2 separate regions of the Homo sapiens genome follow, and region 1 is linked to region 2. A link is a contact called in ENCODE Hi-C or POLR2A ChIA-PET data. All regions are on one chromosome and are shown on one strand. The core of a region is the stretch at or near the end of the contact, and the rest is flanking DNA. Distances in the headings are between cores, read along the strand shown. Region 1 overlaps LOC124900275 (extensin-like). Region 2 has its middle 28 kb from the start of LINC00963.

Region 1 (5,123 bases), core at 2,198-4,697, 43 kb before region 2:
GGGGCCGCTGGGGGCCGAATCTGCTGGCCCGAGGCCCAGCTTGGCCACAGAGAGGCTGTGTGACTAGCACGGTGGCCCCATCCTCTGAGCCTCAGGATCCCCCTGGGTAAAACAGGGGGAAGGGTCACACCCTGCAAATCCATGAAGATGCAATGAGGCAACGTGTGAGGCGCAGTCAGCGAAGTGCCAGGCGCAGAGTGAGCCCCCAGCGCACGCCGCGGAGAGCCGCCCGCAGCCCCATTTGGCAATGAATTATGTATGGCCTTCTGGCAGCCCTGCGTGTGGGGCTGCAAGCTCCCTCTGCTCCCCCCTGCTTCTCTTTCCGGTGAGGGGCGCAGGCTCCCCCGGGGGGGTGGGCAGTGTTCTTTGTCTCTCCTGCAGGGACCCCCTATCAGCTTCCCAAGGCTAGTGCCTCAGTGCCCAGGATGCCCATTTCACAGGCTGGAGAACCAAGGGCTGGTATAGCTCAGGGTCTTTTTCAACAGACACTAATAACAATAATAGAGCGCCACCAGTAACAATAATAATCACCATCGTACCTGCTGGGCTTTGTTTTTCTGTGTGTGCCAGACACATTTAACAGAAAATCCTTCATCCAACAAAAATGTCCACCTGTGCAGGCACTGTCCGAGGGGTTGGGGGCATAGCCCACAACCGAACAAAGTCTTGCCCTCACAGAGCTCGGGTGCCACTGTGGGAGAGCAGGAAATTAATAAATGAGTAATTTATGACATAAAATGTCAGGTGACAGAGGCTATGCAGGAAGAGGAAAGAGACGGGGTGGTCAGGGAAAGCCTCTGTGAAGAGGTAGCATTTGAGCAGTGCCTTGAAGGAAGTGAGGGAGCCCTCTCAGGAGGTATCTGGGGAGGAATGTTCCAGGCCAAAGGAACAGCCAGTTCAAAGGGCCTGGGGTGGGACCTGTGCCTGTGCCAGGCTCACCAGTGCAATGGGAGGCATCAGATTCTCAGAACAGCCCTGGGAGGTGCATGCCATCACTGCCCCATTGTAGAGATGAGAAAACTGAGATTCAGAGCCTATTTAGAATCTTTCCTCGTCTGCTTTATGCATATGCATAAATGTGTTTGGTTGGGGGTGTTAGGAAATATGTGATATGTATCACATCATCTTTCTTTCTTTTTTTTTTTTTTTTGGTGGTGGGGGAATGGACTCTTGCTCTGTCGCCCGGACTGGAGTGTAGTGGCGCGATCTTGGCTCACTGCAACCTCCGCCTCCCGGGTTCAAGCAATTCTCCTGGCTCAGCCTCCCGAGTAGCTGGGATTACAGGCATGCATCGCCACGCCCGGCTAATTTTTTTTTTTTTTTTTAGTAGAGACAGGGTTTCACCATGTTGGCCAGGCTGGTCTCGAACTCCTGACCTCAGGTGATCCGCCCACCTTGTACTCCCAAAATGCTGGGATTACAGGCGTGAGCCACTGCACCTGGCCCCATCTTTCTACAACTGGGAAAATTCTGAGTTCTGGAACCATCTGCCCAGGGATTTGGGGTCAGAGATGGTGGGCCTTTCTGATCCTGGTCTTTGCCATGGTTATGATTGTGGCATCCCTGCCTGTCTTCTATCATGTGCCTCAGCCTGTTTTTTTTCCTTTGCCAGGCTGCAAGCCCCTGATATCAGACTAACAGGAGCACAACATTGCACGGTCTAAAGACACTACATTAGGGTGAAATTTTGTTCTTCTATCTTCCCCCCTTGCATGGAGAGGACCCTCATTCCTGCCCCCACCCTCGCTTCACTGTGCCAGGCACAGGCAGAGCCCAGGTGCTGCCTCTGCTTGTCTGCAGTTGCCGACGAGGCCTGCGCTGAGCATTTTGGCAAGTCTGGAGAATTGAAGGCCCAGGCCCTTGGCCCTATCACCGCAATGCAGGCCCAGAGGTGGCAGGCGGGAGCTCACCGATGGATCTGCCAGTGTCAGTCCCAGAGCGGACCCCAGAAGTGTTCAGGCGTGGACTCGCACTGTCTGACATTTCCATCGATGGCCTGCATGAGGAATGGGCGGTGAGCATCCTCCTTCCATCTCCAGCTGGGGGTGGAGGGTGTGAGCCTGCCCGCCGAGAGGAAGCCAGTTACAGAATCAAAATGACTCAGGCTGGGCTCTGTGGTGCGTGTCTGCAGTCCCAGCTGCTCTGGAGGCTGAGGCAGGAGAACTGCTCTAGTCCAGGAGTTCGAGGCTGCAGTATGCTATGATCATGCCTGTAAGTAGCCACTGCACTCCAGCCAGGGTAACACAGCGAGACCTTGCTTCTGAAAAACAAAAACAAAATGACTCACAGAAAGGCGGAGTGGCCAGAAATCAGGGACTGGGAACCTGTGGGGGAAGAAAAATCACTCAGCAGTGGTCTCCTCCCAGCCTTCCTGCCTCCAAGTTTGCCCCTCTAATCCGTCTTACAGAGCTTCCAGCTTAATCGTTCCAATTAATCCTCCTACCTGAGCCAGCAAACCTTCGCTGTTGCTCCTACTTGCTTCCAAAGGCAGTTCAGTGTCTGGCCCCACTGTCTTTCCAGGGTGTCCTCCTCCTCCCGGAACACAACTGGCTGCCCACCGGCTGGGCGCGGTGGCTCACGCCTGTAATCCCAGCACTTTGGGAGGCCAAGGCCGACAATCACCTGAGGTCGGGAGTTCGACACCAGCCTGGCCAACATGGTGAAACCCTGTCTCTACAAAAAATATAAAAATTGACCGGGCACGGTGGCTCATGCCTGTAATCCCAGCACTTTGGGAGGCCGAGGCCTTGGGTGGATCACAAGGTCAGGGGATCGAGACCATCCTGGCTAACACAGTGAAACCCCGTCTCTACTAAAAAAAATACAAAAAATTAGCTGGGTGTGGTGGCGGATGCCTGTAGTCCCAGCTACTCGGGAGGCTGAGGCCGGAGAATGGCATGAACCCGCGAGGCGGAGCTTGCGGTGAGCCGAGATCGGGGCCACTGCACTCCAGCCTGGGCGACAGAGCAAGACTCCGTCTCAAAAAAAAAAAACAAAAAACGAAACAAAACAAAACAAAAAACAAAACAAACAAACAAAAATTAACAGGGCATGGTGACACACGTCTGTAATCTCAGCTACTTGAGAGGCTGAGGCAGGAGAATCGCTTGAACCTGGGAGGCGGAGGTTGCAGTGAGCCGAGATCACACCACTGTACTCCAGCCTGGTGACAGAGTGAGACTCCGTCTGAAAAAAAAAAAAAAAAAAAAGAAAGCCTTTGTCCATGCTGTTCTCTCTGTCTGGAACAGCATCACACTTGCAGGCCAGCTCCACATCAGAGGAGACCCTCTTTCTACAACTCTTGAGGGCCTCTCCAGTCCTCCAGCCCCACTCCATTCCACATCCTCACAGTCAACACAGCCCCACTTGCCTGGACTCTCAGAGCAGTCTCCCAATAGGCCTCCCTGCCTGGGGATAAGTCCCAGCTCTCAACCTGGCACTCGACGGCCTTCCTGATCAGCTGGGCTCCAGCCTCGTGATTCCCACCCACTGTTTGACCTGACACAGCTGCTTAAGTTTCTCTAGTTCTTCTAGATTACCCTGTTCTCCCACTTTGAGACCTTCTTATGTGTAGATTTCCTCTTCCTGGAGCACTTTTCCCTCCCCTCTTGGCCCGCCTAACTTTTACTCATCTGTCAGGAAGCCATGTTGATTCCACCTCCTCCAGGAAGCCTTCTTGGATTTAGGGTCCCTCCTGTTGGCTCCCAGAGGTCCCATATCCCTTGCATCATCACAATTCCTCCTCCAGATTGAAGCTGGCTGCTTTGCCAGTCTCCTCTAGGCCATGGTCTCCTGAGGACAGAGCCACACATTGGCCTCTGTCTCCCCCAGCTTGATCAGGGCAGGAGGTGCCCAAGAAAGCCCAGAAGGAAGGAGTGGGAAATGGTCCCGCACATGTATTGAGCTCCCGCTCCACAGTGAGCCTTTTACTTGCAGCCCAGTAGCCTGGATGGCTCGGCCTTTCTGACATGGAGTTAGGTCACCATCTGGTCACAGCCTGCAGCCCCAAGCTCTTCTCTTTTCATCTAGATAGTGGGCATAACCCTGGATCTTAACAGCCTGTGAGATGCAAGGAAACACCAGACGCCAAGGGCTCATCCCAGTCCCGGGTAGATGATTTTAAGCATTTCGTGTTCCTATCATTGGTCGTTATTGGGGCTCTGGAGCCAACCTCTGTGGCTTCAAATCTTGGCTTCTCCTCTCCTGGCTGGGTGACTTTGGGCAAGTTACTTAACCCCTCTGTGCCTCAGTTTCCTCATCTGTAAAATGGAACTAATCATAAGCTCATTTTCTCTGTTTCTCAGGGCCCTGGAGAGGATTATAACAATTGATATGCATGCAGAGTTTGCACAGCACTTGGTGCAAGGGCTGGGCAAATGCTGGCTGTGGTTGTTATTATCTCGGGGTCACCCTGAGCATCTGATACCAGTGAGGAGACTCTGGCTTCTGGGGAATCTTCCAGAGCTGCAGATCTGAGCCTGGCAGGAGGAACTCTTAGACCTTGTGAAGACTGAATTCCTGTCCCCTGAAGCTCTTGAAACCATCCCATCCATGTCTGCCGGTCAGAGTCACCAGGAAGTTCTTCCTTGTATCTATCCTAAGTCTTTCCTGCGTTGATTTCTCTGGGTTCCCATCCAGGCCGGATAGGAAGACGAGGGAAGGAGCCTTAAGGGTGTCTCAAGCATCAATCCCAGAACTTCCCAGCTCAGCTCAGAAGCCAGCAATGTGAGTCTCTGGCTCCTAGGGGGCCAAGAGCCAGGAGGGGAGGGTTTGCCTGGCTCAGTCTCCTTCGAAGGTCTCCCAGCCACAGCCAGATGCAAAACCACCTTTGTTCCCTGAATTTCAGGCCGTGGGAGGGAATGGGGCCAGCGCCTGGGGTGCGGCTGGGGAGGGAGGAAGAGATGCAAGGATTGAAAACTCGAGGGAGGCCTAGAGCAGCAGGGAGGCAGGACAGGGCACCCTGGGCAGCCAGATAGGGGCAGGGGTGTGGGAAACAGAGGGCGCAGAGCAGGGGCCAGCGGGGCTGGGAATAGGAGCCTCGGGGAGGCCGGTGAGGCGCGGAGAGGGAGGCCTCATACCAGACACTGTCTAGACGCAGCAATTATTGTCAGCTCGGAACACCC
Region 2 (4,660 bases), core at 1,961-4,460:
GCACGGTCGTTCCTGTTGGTGAGTCGCCTTCCATGGGACGGATGTGCCACAACCTGTTGCTCCCTTTGCCTGCGGGACGGAGCAACACTGTGCTGTCTCCAGTTTCCGCCTTTTACAAATAAAGCTGCTGTGAACACTCATGTGCAAGGCTCTGTGTGGAGGTGAGTTTCATTGTTTTCTTTTTCTTTCTTTTCTTTTCTTTTCTTTTCTTTCTTTTTTTTTTTTGAGACATGGTCTCGCTCTGTCGCCCAGGCTGGAGTACAGTGGCGTAATTTTGGCTCACTGCGGCCTCAACCTCCCTGGCTCAAGCGATCCTCTCACCTCGGCCTCCTGAGTAGCTGGGACTACAGGTGTGCACCACCATGCCTGGCTAATTCTTTTTTTTTTTTTTTTTAATTGAGACGGAGTTTCGCCCTTGCTGCCCAGGCTGGAGTGCAGTGGCATGATCTCGGTTCACTGCAACCTCCGCCTCCCAGATTCAAGCGATTCTCCTGTCTCTGCCTCCCAAGTAGCTGGGATTACAGGCATGCACCACCATGCCTGGCTAATTTTTGTATTTTTTGTAGAGATGGGGTTTCACCGTGTTGGCCAGGCTGGTCTTGAACTCCTGACCTCAGGTGATTCACCTGCCTTGGCTTCCCAAAGTGCTGAGGTTACAGCCGTGAGCCACCACACCCGGCATATATATATACATATATGTTTTTTTTTTTTAGACTCTCGCTCTGTCGCCCAGGTTGGAGTGCGGTGGCATGATCTCTGTTCACTGCAAGCTCCACCTCCCGGGTTCAGGCCATTCTCCTGCCTCAGCCTCCAGAGTAGCTGGGACTACAGGCACCCACCACCATGCCCAGCTAATTTTTTGTATTTTTAGTAGAGACGGGGTTTCACCGTGTTAGCCAGGATGGTCTCGATTTCCTGACCTCGTGATCCGCCCGTCTCGGCTTCCCAAAGTGCTGGGATTACAGGCATGAGCCACCGCGCCCGTCCAGTCTTTAAATATTTTGTAAAGACAGGGTCTCACTATGTTGCCTAGACTGGTCTTGGACCCCTGGGTTCAAGAGATCCGCCCGCCTCAGCCTCCCAAAGTGCTGGGATTACAGGCATGAGCCACTGCGCCGGTGGAGATTTCATTTCTTGGAGATAAAAGCCTCGGAGTGCCATGGTCAGATCCGTGGTAAGAGTATGTTCAACTTTTTTAAAAGTGCCAAATGTTTTCCAAAAGTAGTCGAACCACTTCTCATTCCTATCAGCGGTGGATGAGGGTCCCACTGGAGTGTGGGATTTGAACTCAGGCCCAGCCCACTCCAGAACCTGTGTCTGTCCCTGCCAAGCTTCAGGGATCCTCTCTGAAGGCCTTGGAGAAGGAACCAGCAGACAGCCGGCGGGGGCGGTGCTGGGATGCGGGCTCCGGCCTCTTTGCATCAGCCGAGGGTCCCTCCCTTGTAGCTGGGTCTGGCTTCCTCCTTGAACAGAGTGCTGCCTTCCCAGGGGCTCCTGGAGGGCAGGGGTGGGCACTCCGTGGGCACCAGGCCCACGAGGGGCTCCAGACCCTCCGCGGACCCTTGTCCCTGGCTGGGTTGAAGATGCCCGGAGTCTCCCAGGCCATGCCAAAGGCTTGTGGGGGTGGGGAAGGGTGCGAGGGTTTCACCAGGCACGCGCCAGGGAAAGGGCTTGTCCCTTGAGCTCCGACAGACAAGGAGGAGGAAGGAAGCCACCAGAACCCAGGCAGCGGCCGGGGGGAGAGCCAGAGAGTTTAGCAGCCAAAGCGGGGAGGGGCGACCCTCTCCTTCCAGACCCCAGGGAGGTGGGCAGAAAGCGGGAGGGGCGCGAGAAGGGAGCAGGGATTCTTCATTAAAACTGAACCCCCGGAGCCGGGCCCGCGGCGGCCGAGCAGCCGGGCTGCAGGCGGCCTCCCTCTCGCGGCGCACAGAGGCCCGCGCCGGCTCCAGCCGCCCGCGGCCGACCTCGCGCGTCCTCAAAGCCAGCCTGTCCCACTTCCCCCGCCGGTTGCTACAGCAACTGAGCTCTGAGTAATCAGCTGCACGGTGACCTTTCTTCCCCCGGAGAGCGGGAGGGAGGGAGCGGGAGGGCGGAGGGAGGAAGGGAGGGGAGGAGAGAGGGGGGAGGAGGAGGGAGGAGGAGAATGGAGGGGAAAGATGGAGAGGAGGAGGGAGGGAGGCTGGAGGGGGGAGATGCAGGCGGGGGAGGAGGGAGGAGGAGCAGGGGGAGGCTGAGCTGCTGGTCAAAGCTGTAAATCCCTGCAGCTGGGGTCTGAGGGCTTTGCGGGGAGGAGCTGGCAGTCAGAAGGCGGGAGAGAGGAGGGGGCGGCCGGCAGCACCGTGGTAGGGGGAGGGAGGGGTAGCCAGGGAACTGACCCGGACAGATTCCCTCCCAGGCACCCCTGGCGCCCACCCCTAGCCCCTCCCGGGATGCTCCCCCGAGTCCTCCCTCGTGGAGAGGTGAGGGGACTGTGAGAGAACGGCAGGTCCCCAGTGCTCTCTGGCTCACAGGACAGCCCTCCCGCCTCCGCAGCCGCCTTGATTCCACCATTCCCCAGATGGAAAAACTGAGGCTGGGAGGCTTGTTTACAGTGTCAGGGCCCCGAGCTTGGCCCCTGGGACAGCCCCTCACCCCACAACCGCCACTAGCTGGCAACCAGGTGGAGGAAAGTTCTGGTCCACGCCCAGCCTTCCCACCTCCCTGATCTCTGGCCTCAGTTTCCCTGGTTGTAAAGCAAGGATCCCCACGGCATGGTGTACGCTGCAGTGGCGGGGGAGTTAGGGGGCTCCATGGAGCTTCTCACACCCCAGTGTTGATTTAAGATTCTCTAAGCGCAGCAGAAGCGCGGTGAGGCGAATGTGAGAGGGCCGGGACTGGAGATGCTGGGGATGGGGTGGGCATACTTAGGAGAAGGGGCCCCACAGGTCCCGGAGCGGCCAGGTAGCTGGGGCACCACCCAGGCCCCCTCAGGCGCGGAAACCTTCCTGCTACCTGGTATCCTGCCTACCCCCCCCAGCTCGGCCGCCCTGGGGCCTCTCCGGCTCCAGCTCTTGGCTGGGCCTCGGTGCCAGCACAAGCCCTATCACCCGCCGGCCCTGGGGACCCGCCAGCCGCCTGTTTACGAGGCCAGCCAGCCCCCCGTCACAGCCGTGCCCACGGGGTGGGGGAGGGACGACAGATGGCGGAGGTGCCATTTTAACCAGAGTCTGCAGCCGTTGGGGAAGGAGAGGAAGTAGCCCAGGGCTGGAGGGAGCTGGGACCTTCTGTTGTTGCTGCCCCTGGGGCACCTCCATCCTACCCCCTCTGCACGGGCACCTCTCCCGAGCTCAGGTCTGAGTGGCACAGATCCAACAACCTCGTCACTGGGGCTGCCTAATCTTCCATGGACTCTGTGGGTGCCCCTTGGATCAGCGAAGCATCCGGGGTCCCCCGGGGGCAGGGGCTATAGGGGCAATCTCTTAAGGCTCCACTGTGAGGAGGGCCCCATGACTTCTCCAGCCCACAGCAAGGATCCCCCACCCCCACTACTGACTATGAAATGCAGGCTGCAGGGAGTCACAGCAGGAGGGACCGTGGGCAGACAGGGCTGCAAAGTTCGGCCTGCCTCGAGGCTCCAGCAGGGGAGCTCAGGACGGGTTGGGAGCAAAGTCTGGGAGAGGGAGAGGGGCTCCCCCCAGGCGTTCTGTGCTTTCATCCCAGCTCAGCACCCATGTCAGCCCCAGAACCTCCCCCAGGCTTCCACATTCAAAGCTCCAGCTGCAGAGGGTGCTGACCTCGCCCCTGTGGGGGTAGGGGGCGAAAGGGGGCTTAGGGGCAAGCCAGATGGTGATATGGAGACAAACTGCATAGCTCCTCGGTAACTCTCAGGCCCGTGTTTCACAGGTGAGGACACCAAGACCAGGGGCGTGAAGCCACTGGTCCAGGGTCACCCAGCTGTTGATGGGTGCGCCAGCCCCTGATGGTCCAGGATGAGGAGCACGTGACGCTCTCAGGCCACAGAACGACCGCACTGGAGGCAGCAGCCGTGGCTGTGAGCCTGCCTGTTCCCCAGGGTTCTTGACTCTCTGGAAGCTTCCCTTTGTGGGAAACCTTTGTGCACCCAGGCTTTTGGACAAGTGACACTTGTTTGTACAAGCAGGAGTGGTTTGGATCAAGGGATCGAGGTGATAGCAAGAGCCACTCTGCCTCCCTGAGCACCCGCAAAGCCCTGCTCTGGGCCTCACATGTGGTTTTTGTTTTGTTTTGTTTTGAAACAGGGTCGGGCTCTGTCACCCAGGCTGGAGTGCAGTGGCATGATCACGGCTCACTGCAGCCTCAACCTCGCAGGTTTACACAACCCTCCCACCTCAGCCTCCCGAGTAGCTGGGACTTTTGTTTTGTTTTGTTTTGTTTTTAATTTTTTGTAGAGATAGGGTCTTCCTATGTTGCCCAGGCTGGTCTCAAACTCTTGGGTTCAAGTGATCCTCCTGCTATGGCCTCCCAAAGTATTGGGATTATAGGCATGAGCCACCACGCCAGACCCACATGCGTTTTATCATAGGATGTCCTGGCTATCCTGGAAGGTGAATGCTGCTATTATATCCGTTTTCAGATAGAAAAAAATGAGGCTTAGGGAGATGTGGTGACTTGCCTCAGATCTCACAGAACCAAGCATGAGAAC

What was found. Hi-C counts contacts between places; a loop is a spot of excess contacts on that map. ChIA-PET counts read pairs that join two places held with the same protein, here RNA polymerase II (POLR2A). Pooled maps may share reads with other maps.
Region 1: a loop to region 2 is called in a map of mammary epithelial cell, with 4 times the contacts of the local background. The contact joins two enhancer-like sites. A Hi-C loop is called at or near these places in 19 of 168 maps with a recorded cell type or tissue (CD14-positive monocyte, CD4-positive, alpha-beta T cell, CD4-positive, alpha-beta memory T cell and 13 more), 3 of 37 single-sample maps with no recorded cell type and 30 of 50 pooled maps. POLR2A ChIA-PET finds 5 or more read pairs at or near these places in 41 of 52 experiments (A549, A673, AG04449 and 33 more).

What each region holds. Positions count from the first base shown.
Region 1 is chr9:129,500,460-129,505,582 of GRCh38, reverse strand. It overlaps LOC124900275 (extensin-like), which reads right to left. Exons shown (of 4, transcript XM_047424330.1): 3 at 1,911-2,260. LINC00963 (long intergenic non-protein coding RNA 963) reads right to left here. Exons shown (of 5, transcript NR_038955.1): 3 at 2,444-3,186; 4 at 1,911-2,260. Among named protein-coding and RNA genes, the nearest start is that of LINC00963, 14 kb to the right of the region's middle. Within about 2 kb of position 3,447, at least 6 of the 41 ENCODE cell types and tissues checked have a DNase peak (open chromatin) inside an H3K27ac peak, as active enhancers do.
Region 2 is chr9:129,457,866-129,462,525 of GRCh38, reverse strand. No RefSeq gene overlaps it. Among named protein-coding and RNA genes, the nearest start is that of LINC00963, 28 kb to the left of the region's middle. RefSeq lists a silencer at 1,688-1,977 and enhancers at 1,617-2,240, 2,372-2,892, 2,893-3,414, 3,791-3,840. Within about 2 kb of position 3,210, at least 34 of the 41 ENCODE cell types and tissues checked have a DNase peak (open chromatin) inside an H3K27ac peak, as active enhancers do.